2 separate regions of the Homo sapiens genome follow, and region 2 is linked to region 1. Evidence: chromatin contacts called from ENCODE Hi-C or POLR2A ChIA-PET data. All regions are on one chromosome and are shown on one strand. Each heading gives the region's core, a stretch centred on a gene start or an enhancer-like site at or near the end of the contact. The rest is flanking DNA. Distances are from core to core; before and after follow the strand shown. Region 1 holds the start of HDHD2 (haloacid dehalogenase like hydrolase domain containing 2). Region 2 holds the start of SNHG22 (small nucleolar RNA host gene 22).

Region 1 (6,628 bases), core at 2,747-5,246:
TTATTTTTCATATAAGACATTACAGCATACCTTCATCTTAATTCAGTGTTGGGATTTTGTCCAAATATTCCATCAGGGAGCAGTCACAGAAGGGCCAGGATCAAAGTATTCTGTAGCCAAGTAGTTCTGAGGAAAGTGAAGCACTGAACTGAACATCAAAATATGTCATATCTGGAGGCCACTTCATAATTCCAGTTTGTGGCTGAAGAGGGGTCTGTAAGCTTTCACTGGTCAGCCCTGGTTTCCCCAGAGCAGTTGTGATTCAGTAAACAGAGTGTGTTATTTTAGTAGACAGTAACTTAAGTGCCTGTTGGCCTGCCCATGTCCTCCCCTTTATCTATTACCAGGATTAACAATTTGTGATGATTCTGGACTCCAAATACCGATGATGTTTATAGTCCTTATGTATTCTGGCCCTGTGTTTGCATGTCTCTGAACTGTGCGAAGGTTCTTGGCTCTAGTCTGTAGATATTAACCAAATTCATCGCTAATCAAGTACAGTGGTTTTCAAACTTTTATAGTTAACAGCAGAACCAGATTTTCAAAGGAATTCTGACACAGAACTGTAACATTCCCGTATCTAAACCAGATGAGAGTAGGTCCATTTATTTGTTTTTAGTTGAAGTAGAGCTGGGATTCAAAGGCTCACTATTCAGCCTCCACTGCACTCTTGTCAGGCTTCCCAAGGCATTTCCATAAAACCCTAAATTTTCAAAAATATAGCTAAAAAGTATCTTATAAAAATCCCTGCTTTAGCCATAAAAAAGAATTAGATAATACCTTCTGTGGGAACATGGATGGAGCTGGAAGCCATCATCCTTAACAAACTAATGTAGGAACAGAAAACCAAATACCACATGTTATTACTTATAAGTGGGAGCTAAATGATAAGACCTCATGGACATAAGGAGGGGGACAACAGACACTGGGGGCTATTTGAGGGTGGAGGGTGAGAAAGAGTGCCAGAAAAATTACTGGGTACTAGGCTTAGCACCTGGATAACGAAATAATCTGTGCCAAACCCCCGTGACACAAGTTTACCTATTTAACAAATGTACTGTACCCCTAAAAGTTAAAAAAGTAAAAATATAAAAAAATAAAATCCCTGCTTTAGGGAGGGTGGGAGGGGGTGAGGGAAACAGAAACTACATACTGAGTACAATGTACAGTAGTCCAGTGATGGGTGCACTAAAATTTCAGACTTTACACCACTATACAATTCATCCATGTAACCAGAAACCACTTGTACCCCTAAAGCTATTGAAATAAAAAGCTAAATGAGTTCCCCCACCTTCCTCTCCCCATCAAAATCCTTGCTTTAGATACAATAAGAGTAGGCAATCTGTGTTCTATATGTGTTAGATGTGTATTACTGGTGAAATGACAAGAGAAAGCAAGATATTTGACTAGTAAAAAGACTAGGAGGCAAGATATTTCTAATATATCAAGCAAACCTTTTACCATGTGACTGAAAGCAAATAAACTTCCTAAGACCTCAGTAGTTTTTGGTTGTCCTATCTGTAAAATTGGTCAATAACCTTCAGAACAGAAGTCTGGTCCAGATATATATATATATCTTTTCCAGATCACTAATGTTTGTATCTAGATGTGCTTCAACCAAAGAGATGTTCTCCTTAAGTAAAATGTTTCTTATGAAGCAAATCACTTTCTCATTGATTTATTAGTTTCTAAGTTATTACCAATGTAACATTTTGAGGCTGGGCATGGTGGCTTACGCCTGTAATCCCAACATTTTGGGAGGCTGAGGCAGGCAGATCACTTCAGGTCAGGAGTTTGAGACCAGCCTGGCCAACATGGCAAAACCCTGTCTCTATTAAAAGACAAAAGTTAGTCGGGTGTGGTGGCACATGCCTGTGATTCCAGCTACTTGGGAGGCTGAGGCATGAGAATCGCTTGAACCCGGGAGGCAGAGGTTGCAGTGAGCTGAGATTGTGCCACTGCACTCCAGCCTGGCTACACAGTGAGACTCCGTCTCAAAACAACAAAAATAACATTTTGATACCAATGGTAATGGAATTCTTCTTTGCTAAGATTTCTCTTGGCCCCTGATTTTTCATTAGAAGTCAAATATTGTGAAAACATTCGATGCAAGGACCTGGGACACAGTGGGCTATGTCCAAGGGTATCAACGATCAAGATAAGTTTTTCCTACTGTTTTTGTTCCAGTTCAGATACTGCTTTATGGCTTCACTCCTTTGGGTTTTTTGCCCCCCCGCTCCTTTTTTTTTTTTTTTTTTCTGAATCCAGTCCCTCCCTTTGGAGGGGCTGAATTTCTTCTTAGCTTGCCTTTCATCAAGTAGATCCATTTGGAGAGGAGAAAGCCATTAGTCCTGTCCCATGATTCCACATAATCTGAATGAGGCCAGGCATTGGTGCCCGCGCCTGTAATCCCAGCACTTTGGGAGGCTGAGGTGGAAGAATTGCTTTAACCCAGGAGTTTGAGACCAGCCTGGGCAACATCGTGGGACCCCACCCTGTCTACAAAAATCAAAATTAGCCAGTTGTGGTGGTGTGCACCTGTGGTCCCAGCTGTCTGGGGAGGCTGAGGCAGGAGGATCCCTTGAGCCTGGGAAGTCATGGCTGCAGTGAGCCATGATTGTGCCACTGCACTCCATCCTGGGTGACAGAGTGAGGCCCTGTCTCCAAAAAAAAAAAAAAATCAGTTACACTACCCAATTGCCTAGTCTTGGAGCCTGATAATTGATGCCTTCTCCCTAACCCCAATCTAATCTGTCACCAGTTTCTGTTTTGCCTCCTATGAATTTATCCTCTTTGCTTTGTTTCCACACATTCTAGTTCAAGTATCTCTCTTGTGGCCCTGCAGTGGGTCTCTTATCTGGTCTCACCCATTCTGGCATCTCTCCTATCTATTCATACTGCAGGCAGAGGAAGCATTTAGAAAAATACACTTCTTATATTACCCACTTAAAATCCTTTGGTGATGTCTTAATCTGGTCAAAGACAGCTGGCTCATAAGGGGAAACTAGGACCAAATCCTTTTTCCTTCAACCAATTAGACCCTCACACAGAAAACTTAAACTTAGCATATATGAGTAAGACAAAAAAACTTCAGATCCAGTGGGGAGGAAAAGCAGATGGCTCCTAGTCCAAGGGACAGAATGGGTCACAGCTCCTAACAGGGCTGACTGCAGCCTTGGGTAGTGGGGGTGTTAGATTGTGGCATACGGGTGGCATATATGGGTCCCTAGTCAAGGACAGAGCAGTGGTTTTATCAAGGGGTATAACCCTTGTATAAGGTGTAACCCGAGTGAGTATCCTATTATGTCAACACGGCTCCAGAAAGTTGTTCAGTCATTTTCATAGTGAGTGCATAAGAGTGACTTTTCTGTACTCTATTATTCAGGTCCACATAACTTACCTGGATCAAGAGGAGACAGGTAGAGACCCCCACGAGTGTGGCAGCGGGTTAGGGAGGGAGGTGGTTCTGGGTGTACCAAGATAGAGCTCCCGTGGAAGAGGAAGGCACGGCCCGTAGTGGCTCTAATCGGGAGAGAAGAGGGAAAGGAGGGACGTCGCTGCCCGAGGGAGTAGTTAATGGAGGAAGCAAGAGGTGCCAGGTACTATTCAAGTAGCTAAGGGGGAAATGACGACTTCTGAGATTGGGTTGTCTAGTAAAGTATGACTTCTTAGTTAAACCTCGAGAGTGGACAAGTGGTAGAGGAAGGGAGGGGTGAAGGCAAAGAACGCTACTCAGTAACGCTCGGTTCAGCAGTGGTGCTGTGGACTGGAAAACAGCTACCGAAGAAAGGCAGGGGATTATTTTTCCTCGTGCATCCCGGCCCAGGAGGCCGCGCCCTTGGGAAAGCGGGTCTCCAGAAGGGCCTAGCTTTCCGTCAGCGGCGGTGCAGACAGAGGACAACACGGCGCGGTAGCTGCACCGCCTCGGCGGAAATCCCGGGCGAAGGGGTGGGGCGGAGCCGGGAAATCCGGGGCTTCCGGCGCGGCCAGGGCCCAACTTCCGGCGTCCGTCGGGCAGCAGCGGGGCTGTCTATCCCGGCTGAGGACCCGCGGCCAGTGCGGGTGGCTGGCTTTGCCATTAGCGGGGGCCTTTCCTGAGGACGGCGTACGGAGTGTGGGTGAGAAGCCGCTGTAGGACTGAAGAGGAAGAAGCGCAATTGGGGCCGGGAGGCTGCAGATTTTGTGACAGGGTTCGGGAACTACTAGTGGCGCCCCCAGGCCGCCCCTCCTCTCGAGCCGGGCCGTGCGCTCTTGCTCTGTGCGCATTCCCTGTTTTCCGCGTCGGAACCGCCCTCTTTGCAGTGGCCCCGCGCGTGCGCATAGCTGGGCGCGAGGCGCGCTGTGGGTCTCTGCGGGGCGGATCGTGAAGCTAGTGTGTCAGTCATTCCTCGAAGCGTGCTCTTGGGCTGTATTTTGGAGCTAGCGTCCCTCCTGGTCAGTTTGGCGTTTTTAAGGCCCTGGTACTTGGTTTAGAACCGAGTGCAGTGACCAGTCTTGAGGCCCCTTCCCAGCCAAGAGATGGGGGGATGGAAGTTGAGTTGGTGCTGAAAGAGTTTGTTGTTGGGGCCTTCCAGCTGTGGACACCGGGATTCATGAGTTAATTCACGATCTTTATTGAACGCCTAAATAACCCAGTGGGAAAGGCAACACAGTCCCTTATGCACAGAGCTTAACAGTTTAGTAGGAGAGGCGCGGGCTGGTAACCAGGACAGTGGTAAATGTAGTAGGACCACAGGTGGCTCCTAGCCTAACTCTGGGAGAAAAGGAGTTGGACCCAGAGGAGGCACGCCAGAGGAAGTGATGGTTATCAGAGACTGAGGGCTAAAGGGATTGGCCAGGAGATGAGGGTGTAGAGGGGCCCGAGTAGTTGCAGACAAAAGTCCCGCAACGAGGGAGGCAAAGTGTAGAGCTCTTGGCCGCCTGCAGTACCATGGAACTTGGGTGCTAGTAGAGACAAATGTGTTGGAGAGGGTAAACCAGGACTCTGTCCACCAGTGTTCATTGTTCAGACTTTATCCAGAGGTCAGCGGGGAGTCACTGGAAGAGTTTTAACTGGGGAGTGGCTGAATAATACCGTCATTTATTGAATGCCTACAGTGGTTCCAGAAAAGTCTGGAACCATATAGGGAAGGAAAGAAAATTTGTACTTCCCAGGGGTTTTAGGAGGCATGTTTTGTAGCGCCCCAATTTCCCAAGGGAAAATTTGTATTAAAATCTCTTGTTGTAAGTATGCAAGTTTTGAATAATATGCCATAATATATATTTAGATGTGTTTTCTCAAATCCTCAAGTTATACTAATGCTTTAGAACTTTGCATCATGTGTATCCTGTGATTTTTGTAGCCCTTGATATATCCATAATGTTCCCTCCTTGCTTCTCTCTCCCAGCCCTCCACATACATAACCCAACCTTTCTCTGAGCGGGACACAATTCACAATTCTTTATAGGTATTACTTTCTTTAATCCTCTTATCAACCATTAGAGTTGTGTTATTATTTCTACATTAGCAATGAAGAAACTGAGGCAAAAAGGTTAAGAAGGTTGCCCAGGTTCACCCAGCTAGTGAGTGGAGATGTATACCCAGGCTATAAATTTATACAACTCCTTTGTTCTTGTCCTTAACCACTGCACTGTTGCATTGTAGGGAATAATTTAGGGCTGGTAATAGGAGATGCAAAGTAGAGAGGACAATTAAGAAGTTGTTTAAATAGTCTAGATGAGAGTTGATTTCCAACTTCAAAAAGGTAGTTTTAAAAACGATGAAGAGAAGTAAGTGGATATAAGACTGTAAAGGAAGTAGAACTGACATAATTTGGTGTCTGGATTGATGGTGCTGCCAACCACTCATAAGGATGGCTGGGAAAGAGCACCTTTGAGGGTGAAAGGACTTGGATTGAGATGCCCCAGTGATATTCAAGCCCAGATGTCCTCTGAAGTATCTGGAAGTTCTCCTCTTGGGATGAGAGAATATGGCTTTTCTTCTTTGCATTGAATATGTACCACTGTCAGTGGTTTATGGCTCTTCTAAGGGGTGTCCCATGTAATTTGTTCCGATTATGGGAGATGGGTATGGACTCAAGATAAACAAAATCAGGCACTACCTTTGAAGCCTTTATAGTTATTTTGAGGGTTATATTAGTATTTTACAATTACATTTTATCAAATACCAGCTTGTAGTTCAGGTAACGAGTATTATACATGTTCAGACAAGGCTTGGTGGCTCATACCTGTAATCCCAGCACTTTGGGAGCCCAAGGCGGATGGATCACTTGAACTCACCAGTTCGAGACCATCCTGGGCAACGTGGTGAAACCCCGTCTCTACTAAAAGTACAAAAATTAGGTGGGCGTGGTGGTGCACACCTGTGGTTCCAGCTACTTGGGAGGCGGAGGTGGGAGGATGGCTTGAGCCGGGGAGGCAGAGGTTGCAGTGAGCTGAGAGATAGTGCCACTGCACTCCAGCCTAGGAGATAGAGTCAGACCTTGTCTCCAAAAAAAAAAAAAAAGAAAGAAAAAACAAAGTTTTGGACAAGAAGAGAGGTCATAGTGATCAAGTGATCAAGTTAGTGGGACTAACTGAAGAAGTAAGTATATTTTGAGGTATGAGTGGGGCACCTCAATTTTATTCT
Region 2 (6,628 bases), core at 3,058-5,557, 2.7 Mb before region 1:
GACAAGTAGAGAAAAAAGAAAAACAAATATCTATCTTAAGTTTGAGACAGTGCCTTAGGGTTACTGGGAACACATCAAGACTTAGGGTAAACTTAACATGAGGGAGTTTGGCGTATTGGTGTCTTTATTACTTCCTGTCTACATTCCCTTAGAATAGGTAGCTAGGCAGACTTGGGCAGGGCAGGAGAAAACCTCCCCCACCCCGCCCAGGAATGTCAAGCGACTATCAGGTGATGGTCAGGCAAGTTGTTAAACTATCTAAAATAATCATTCGTCTCAACTGGCGTCAGGGAAAGGCATTCTCCCAATAGATGGAAAATACTAGAATCTGGTGATCAGCAGCTTGTGGATAAGATTTTGGGAGAGTGGGCTCAAACATGCTCACTAAGAGGCAAAATGGTAGAGTTTAACTGGTATATGAGCTTCCTCTAGGAACAAGACTGGTAAGGGAGGAATGTCTCTAGTGAGTATGTGCACAACTTCAGTAAACACACTGCACATGCCACCCCTCCCAAGTGCCGGCAGGCCACTGAGCATGCCGACAGCCCACCCCAAGGGAAAAATCGGAAGAAGTAATGCAAGGCCTAGAACCGTACCAATGTATCAATCCCCAAATCAAGGGTCAGGTGGCACAGCTGAATCTCTCAAGTTGCCCACTTGGCCCTCTTCCAAGTGTACTTTACTTACTTTTATTCCTGCTCTAATACTTCTTAATAAACTCTCACTCCTGCTCAAAAACTTGCCTCGGTCTCTCACTCTGCCTTATGCTTCATTCCTTTGAGGAGGCAAGAAGTGAGTTGCTGCAGGCCAGTACGGATTTGCCACTGCGAACAATTTCATTCATCTGATGTTCTTGCTTGGCAACTTGAACTTTCTGAAGAGTTAGTATTTGTTTTAAGAATAAAACCACATTCAACATTTGCGTTCTAATTAACAAAAATTGAAGTATTTCCAAAGCAATTAGATTAACAGTGAGCACACACATAACGTTCCAAACTACTCAAGATCAGCAAATTCACTTATCTCACTCATTCAGATTCATATACTCATTTTTAAAAGTTGTCCTAGGCCCTACTGACTTCGTCAGCTTTCCCCAGTTTCCATTACTGAAACTTCTAAAGCCACTGCTGCTTAAGCCACCGTCAATTTTTAGTGTTATAGGAAAGCAGGAGAAACTGTGTTTAAGCATAGGAAAATAAGTAAGGAAATGATAATATTGCATTTATAAAAATACTGAGAGTTAAATGTCTAAAAGTAGAACAATAACTTTACATCTCATGAAAGACTCCACATCTAGACAAAAATTATCACAATTTTAATATACATATTAAAATTACAAGAATACATAACTGCTTAAACATGATGTAAACCTGAAAAGGACTAAATATTTTCAAAAATAACTTGTTTCAAGCAATTTTGTAGCTTACGTGAAGGACATTTTTTATCCCAACTTCTATTTTGAAAGAGTTAAAACCTACAGAAAAGTTGCAAAAATGGAAGAATGTGGTACACGCCTGTAGTCCCAAGCTACTCAGGAGGCTGGGACAGGAGGATCCCTTAAGCCCAGGAGTTTGAGGCCAGCCCTGGCAACATAGCAAGCAAGACTCCCCTCTTAGAAAAAGAATAATGGGCCAGGTGCAGTGGCTCACGCCTCTAATGCCAGCACTTTGCGAGGCCGAGGTGGGCAGATCACCTGAGGTCAGGAGTTTGAGACCAGCCTGGCCAACATGGCGAAACCTGTCTCTACTAAAAATACAAAAATTAGCCGGGCAGGATGGCAAGCACCTGTAATCCCAGATAATCGGGAGGCTGAGGCAGGAAAATCACTTGAACCTGGGAGGTGGAGGTTGCAGTAAGTGGAGATCATGCCACTGCACTCCAGCCTGGGCAACAAAGCAAGACTGTCTCAAAAAAAAAAAAAAGAAAAAGAATAATGAACAACTGTATATTCTTCATTTGGATTCCCCAGTTGGTAATATTTGGCCATATTTGCTTTATCTTTCTCTGCCAGTGTATAGTCATGCACTATCTTTCCTATGTTTAGATGCACAAATGCTTACTACTTGCTACAACTGCCTACAGTGTTCAGTAGAGTAAAATGCTATACAGGTTTGTAGCCTAGGAGCAATAGGCTGTACCATATAGCCTAGGTGTGTAGTAGGCTCTACCATTGAGGTTTGTGTAAGTGAAATCTATGATGTTCACACAATGACGAAATCGCCTAATAGCACATCGTTCAGGATGGATTCTCGTGGTTAAGCAACACATAACTGTATATATATAAATGCATTTTTTCCAGTCATCTGCAAGCTCATGATTCTTCACCCCCATATATTTCAGTATGTATTTCCTTAGAACAAAGGACAATCTTCTACATAACTACAATATAATTATCATGATCAGGAAACTTAATGTCAATATTACCATGTCATCTATAATTTATATGTTTCTCCAGTTGTCCCAATACTGTCTTTTAGAGTATTTTTTTAACCCAGGTTTTAATTAAGGATCTCATACAATATGTGTCACATATCTAGTCTCCTTTAATGTGATACTATTCCTATTTTAGCCATTTTTTGTTTTTCACCACACTGATGTTTTTAAAGAGTTCAGGTCAGTTGTTCTGTGGAATGTACCTCCATGTGGATTTGTCTCATTGTTTCCTTATAATTAGATTCAGGCCAGATGTTTTCAGCAGAAATTCTACGCAAGTGAGATTGTGTTGTCGCTGTAGCAAGGGGAGCGCATGACGTCAGTCTGTCCCTTTATTGGTGATGGGACACCATTACTTCATAATTTGGTGAAGTAATACCCGCAAGATTTATCCATTGTAAAGGTACCCTTTCCTCTTCATGAGACTTGGAGACTATGTCAATATTCTCTCATATATTTACGTGTTTTAATATATGTAAACCTTTCACTGAATGGTGTTAGAATCCACTCATTAGTGACATTTCCAATTAGAGAAAACACAGTACATCTATAAAGACCTACTGATGGTGATCTGCAGTGGGAAGTTGTGATACTTAACCTTTCTTAAATATGTAGAGGCAAACTGAATAGAAAACTGTGTACAAAAATGAACACTCTATACATGAGCATTTTTTTTTTTTTTTTTTTTGAGACGGAGTCTTGCTCTGTCACCCAGGCTGGAGTGCAGTGGCACGATCTCGGCTCACTGCAAGCTCCGCCTCCCAGGTTCACACCATTCTCCTGCCTCAGCCTCCCCAGCAGCTGGGACTACAGGCGCCCGCCACCACGCCCAGCTAATTTTTTTGTATTTTTAGTAGAGATGAGGTTTCACCGTGTTAGCCAGGATGGTCTCGATCTCCTGACCTCGTGATCCGCCCACCTCGGCCTCCCAAAGTGCTGGGATTACAGGCGTGAGCCACGGCGCCCGGCCTATACATGAGCATTTGTGAAGCTTGTCTAAGATTTGTACATTTGATTGCGTGGATATTTTGCCTTAAAAAGAACTGTAAATGAATAATGTGTGCTGATGTGTTCATGGGTGTAGAGTACTAAGGTCTGCATTAAAAAGATAAGATGGTTTGATGGAAGAACAGGTGGATAGCAATATAGCAAAATGTTAACAATTGGGTCGATATGTGTCCACTGTACAAGTCTTCCCACTTTTCTGTAAGTTTGTAAGTTTTCATAATACAAATTTGGATTTAAAAACACCCCAACATTGCAAGAGTGTCACCAAAGTGTTTGAAAAGCAGGATTCTAGGGGGGGCATTCGCTGACGACTCAGAGAAACCGTCCATGCCACCCACCACCCCTACGCACTCAAAAGAAGCCCTCGCTAGGCAGCCCGGCCCTCCGAGCCCTGGTATCGAGGGGCTCTCCGCCTCTCCCCTGCCGCGGCCGCCTCCTGCTTGCCCGGCCTCAGTCTGTTCTCAGAACATACTCCATCACCTGGTTCCCAGAACTCAGATTGCGCAGTGGTCTCGTCATCATCGGCCAGGACTCACAGTGCCCGCGGCAGAGGCCTCCCTAGACCTCCCTCCCGTCCAGCCTCACCCGCTGCCTACTCTCCTCACGCCCCTGCTCCAGGTCCCCTGGCCCCATTTCGCTCGCCACGTTTTCATAATCCTCTCAGGCTCCGGGCAAGCGGCGCCGCCCGCAATGGGACCTGATCATATAAGGAAAATACTGCGGGCTCATCCGGGGGCTGCAATGGGGACCCGAAAGCGCCCTAGCCTACTACAATCACCGCACCCCAACTGCCGCCCACCTCTCTGCCCTGCCCCCAGTACAGTACCCAAAACCGGTCCGGGTCCAGCTCGGCGGCCCAAGCCTCTGCCCAGCGGACTGCGCACCCGCCCGCCCCAGCCAATCCCGCCGCCGCCGCCGCGCCCCGCCCACAGGACGTTCGGTCCCGCCCCCAGCTGGCGGCCGCGGCCGCCCGCGCGCCAAGTTCCTCAGCCCTTGGCTCCTGCCCAGTGTTTAGGGTGTTGGCGGAGACAAAGGGGAAGAGTCATCGCCTGTCGGGGCTAGGATATGATGGGTGAGAGGTGTCAAACCAAATTCTCTCGGTTTGGAAACGGAGAAAATCTAAAAATGAGGATGTGAGGAAAGAGTCCGCTCTCAAGGCGCGTTGTGGTCTATCCGAGCCCCGTCCCCTGGGCTCCCTCGGGCTGGGGTGAGGCGGGCAGCGCTACGCGTGGGGTAGGACCATCTTACGCTGGGACCCCGCCAAGGAGCCCCAGGAAGTAGGTGAAAGGGCAGGGGCGTGGCTCTCGGGGCGCCACCCACGCTCTTGAAATCTGGGTGATTGCGAGCGGCCGCTCAGCGTCCCCCACACCACAGACCCGCGCCGCCGACGACCCAGCAGCCGCCATGGCTCTGCTCCGAGGTGAGCGCAGCCCCCTCCTCCTCTCCTCGCCCCTCGGGGTCCTGCCCTCCCCAGGCCAGGCCTCCGCTTCCGGCCGCCGCGGAGAGTCGGGGTCGTGGGGTGAAGTTCACTCAACCTCCTCGGTTTTGGAGCGGACGTGATAAAAACCCAGCCCGAAAGGCTTGTTTGGGTTAAGGAGAAAACCCTTACTTGTAAGGCGCTAGCGACAGCGATTTCGGTGCAATTTCCTGTTTAGTTGAGACCAAAGTTTGCTTGCATGTGACCTTGGAGGTCATTCCTTTCTTCGCCTAACAGTGACCCCACTAGTTCGAGTCCAAGTATTAGAAAAAATGGGGCGGCGCCATAGGCCGCGGGCGCCTGCTGCGGGGCAGCTGCGCACAGGAGCCCGCCGCTCGGCCTCGGTGGTCAGGGCTCCCCGGGTGAATCGATGGAGAGGCCTGCAGAAATGGTAGCTGGTGTTCTGCTGGAAGACCTGCCCTGCTCCCATTTCCCTTCTGTTGCTTTAGATTAGAGCGGTCACTCTATACCTAAGTTCTAGGGTTATGAACTTGTTTAAAACAACTGTGTAATAAACTCCCTTTTCAAAACAAGTGGGCACAGTCAATGGAATCTTACTTTAAGGATGTACGAGTCGAAGAACATTGAGGTGGAATACATATCGAGGCCCTGAGACAGGAAAAAGCTTGGCAGGATCTAAGAACCAAGCATTTTGGTGCTCCAGGGCCCTGTGGGCTCTGTAAGAAGGTGGGGTTTTGTTCCAAATTCAGTGGAAGGCAATACAGGGATTTAAAGCGGGGTAATGACAGGATCTGATTTCCACTCTGTCCGAATTTGGGGCGGTCTGTGTAATGGCGAAGAGACCATTTAAGGATCTATTGTAGAGGTCCAGGGAGCAGCAAATGATGGCTTTGACTCGTGTGGGGCAGTGTAATTGGGGAGAAAAGGGGAGGGATGAGTTGAGATAGATTTGGAGGTGGATTTGATAGAAAGTGGATTGGATGTGGTGGAGTAAATATAAGAAGGAAATGTCGAGAATGATGAAAAGTGTCTGGTTTGATGAACCGTGTTCATGATGATGCCACTTTACAGAGTGAGGAAAATTGGGAAAGGAATAGATGTGGAAAGAAGGATTGAGAATTCAGTTTTAGGCAGAAAACTTTTTGGTGCCTGTGAAGCAGCCAAGTGGAGATGCCAGCTAAGCATTGGTTAGGGGGATCTGAAAGTGAGAAGAACCAAAGTGGCATGGGAACAAATCAAGGGAAAAATCCGTATTCTGGGACCAAATGCAGTGTTTACAGTTTCCTGCAACGTGGATTTCATTTGCCAGTGCCCTTCCTGACTGAATTTACTACATTTACTTCATAAAGCAGCGTGGTGAATTTTTTTTAGACGAGGCATTTACACTTCATTTAAAAGGTGCATTGTCATGAGCTATCTTCTAAAAAAGGAAATAATATTTTTACTGATATCATTTTAATATTTTATCAGTGGTTCTTACCCTTTCTTATAATACAGACCTGTTTGAAAATTTCACAAATACTATAAACCCAAAAAGGAAAAAAATGCACATTGACACCTGTATTAAGGAAGTATAAAGTTTATAAATTTCTGGTACAATTTACTGTAGTGTTAGAGCTAGTGATCGTATTTTTTTCCATTTCCTTATTGTAGCAATTAGGAGGACACTCATGTCGAGAGAGGTAAAGTGGTTGTGTATAATAACACAGGTAGTTAGTGGCTGTGACTAGAACCCAAGCTTTGAGCTTG

Evidence for each region. A loop is a pair of places that touch in the nucleus more often than their neighbours do. ChIA-PET counts read pairs that join two places held with the same protein, here RNA polymerase II (POLR2A). Pooled maps may share reads with other maps.
Region 2: a loop to region 1 is called in a map of ascending aorta, with 7 times the contacts of the local background. The contact joins the promoter of SNHG22 here to the promoter of HDHD2 in region 1. A Hi-C loop is called at or near these places in 1 of 168 maps with a recorded cell type or tissue (ascending aorta) and 13 of 50 pooled maps. POLR2A ChIA-PET finds 5 or more read pairs at or near these places in 1 of 52 experiments (activated CD4-positive, alpha-beta T cell).

Annotation. Positions count from the first base shown.
Region 1 is chr18:47,147,868-47,154,495 of GRCh38, reverse strand. It overlaps HDHD2 (haloacid dehalogenase like hydrolase domain containing 2), which reads left to right and starts at 3,996. Exons shown (of 7, transcript NM_032124.5): 1 at 3,996-4,118. IER3IP1 (immediate early response 3 interacting protein 1) reads left to right here. Exons shown (of 3, transcript NM_016097.5): 3 at 1-1,662. RefSeq lists an enhancer at 4,528-4,587.
Region 2 is chr18:49,811,702-49,818,329 of GRCh38, reverse strand. It overlaps SNHG22 (small nucleolar RNA host gene 22), which reads right to left and starts at 4,307. Exons shown (of 4, transcript NR_117096.1): 1 at 4,268-4,307. It overlaps ACAA2 (acetyl-CoA acyltransferase 2), which reads left to right and starts at 4,797. Exons shown (of 10, transcript NM_006111.3): 1 at 4,797-4,861. The coding sequence starts at 4,846. It also overlaps SCARNA17. RefSeq lists silencers at 4,285-4,454, 4,697-4,991, 4,885-5,004.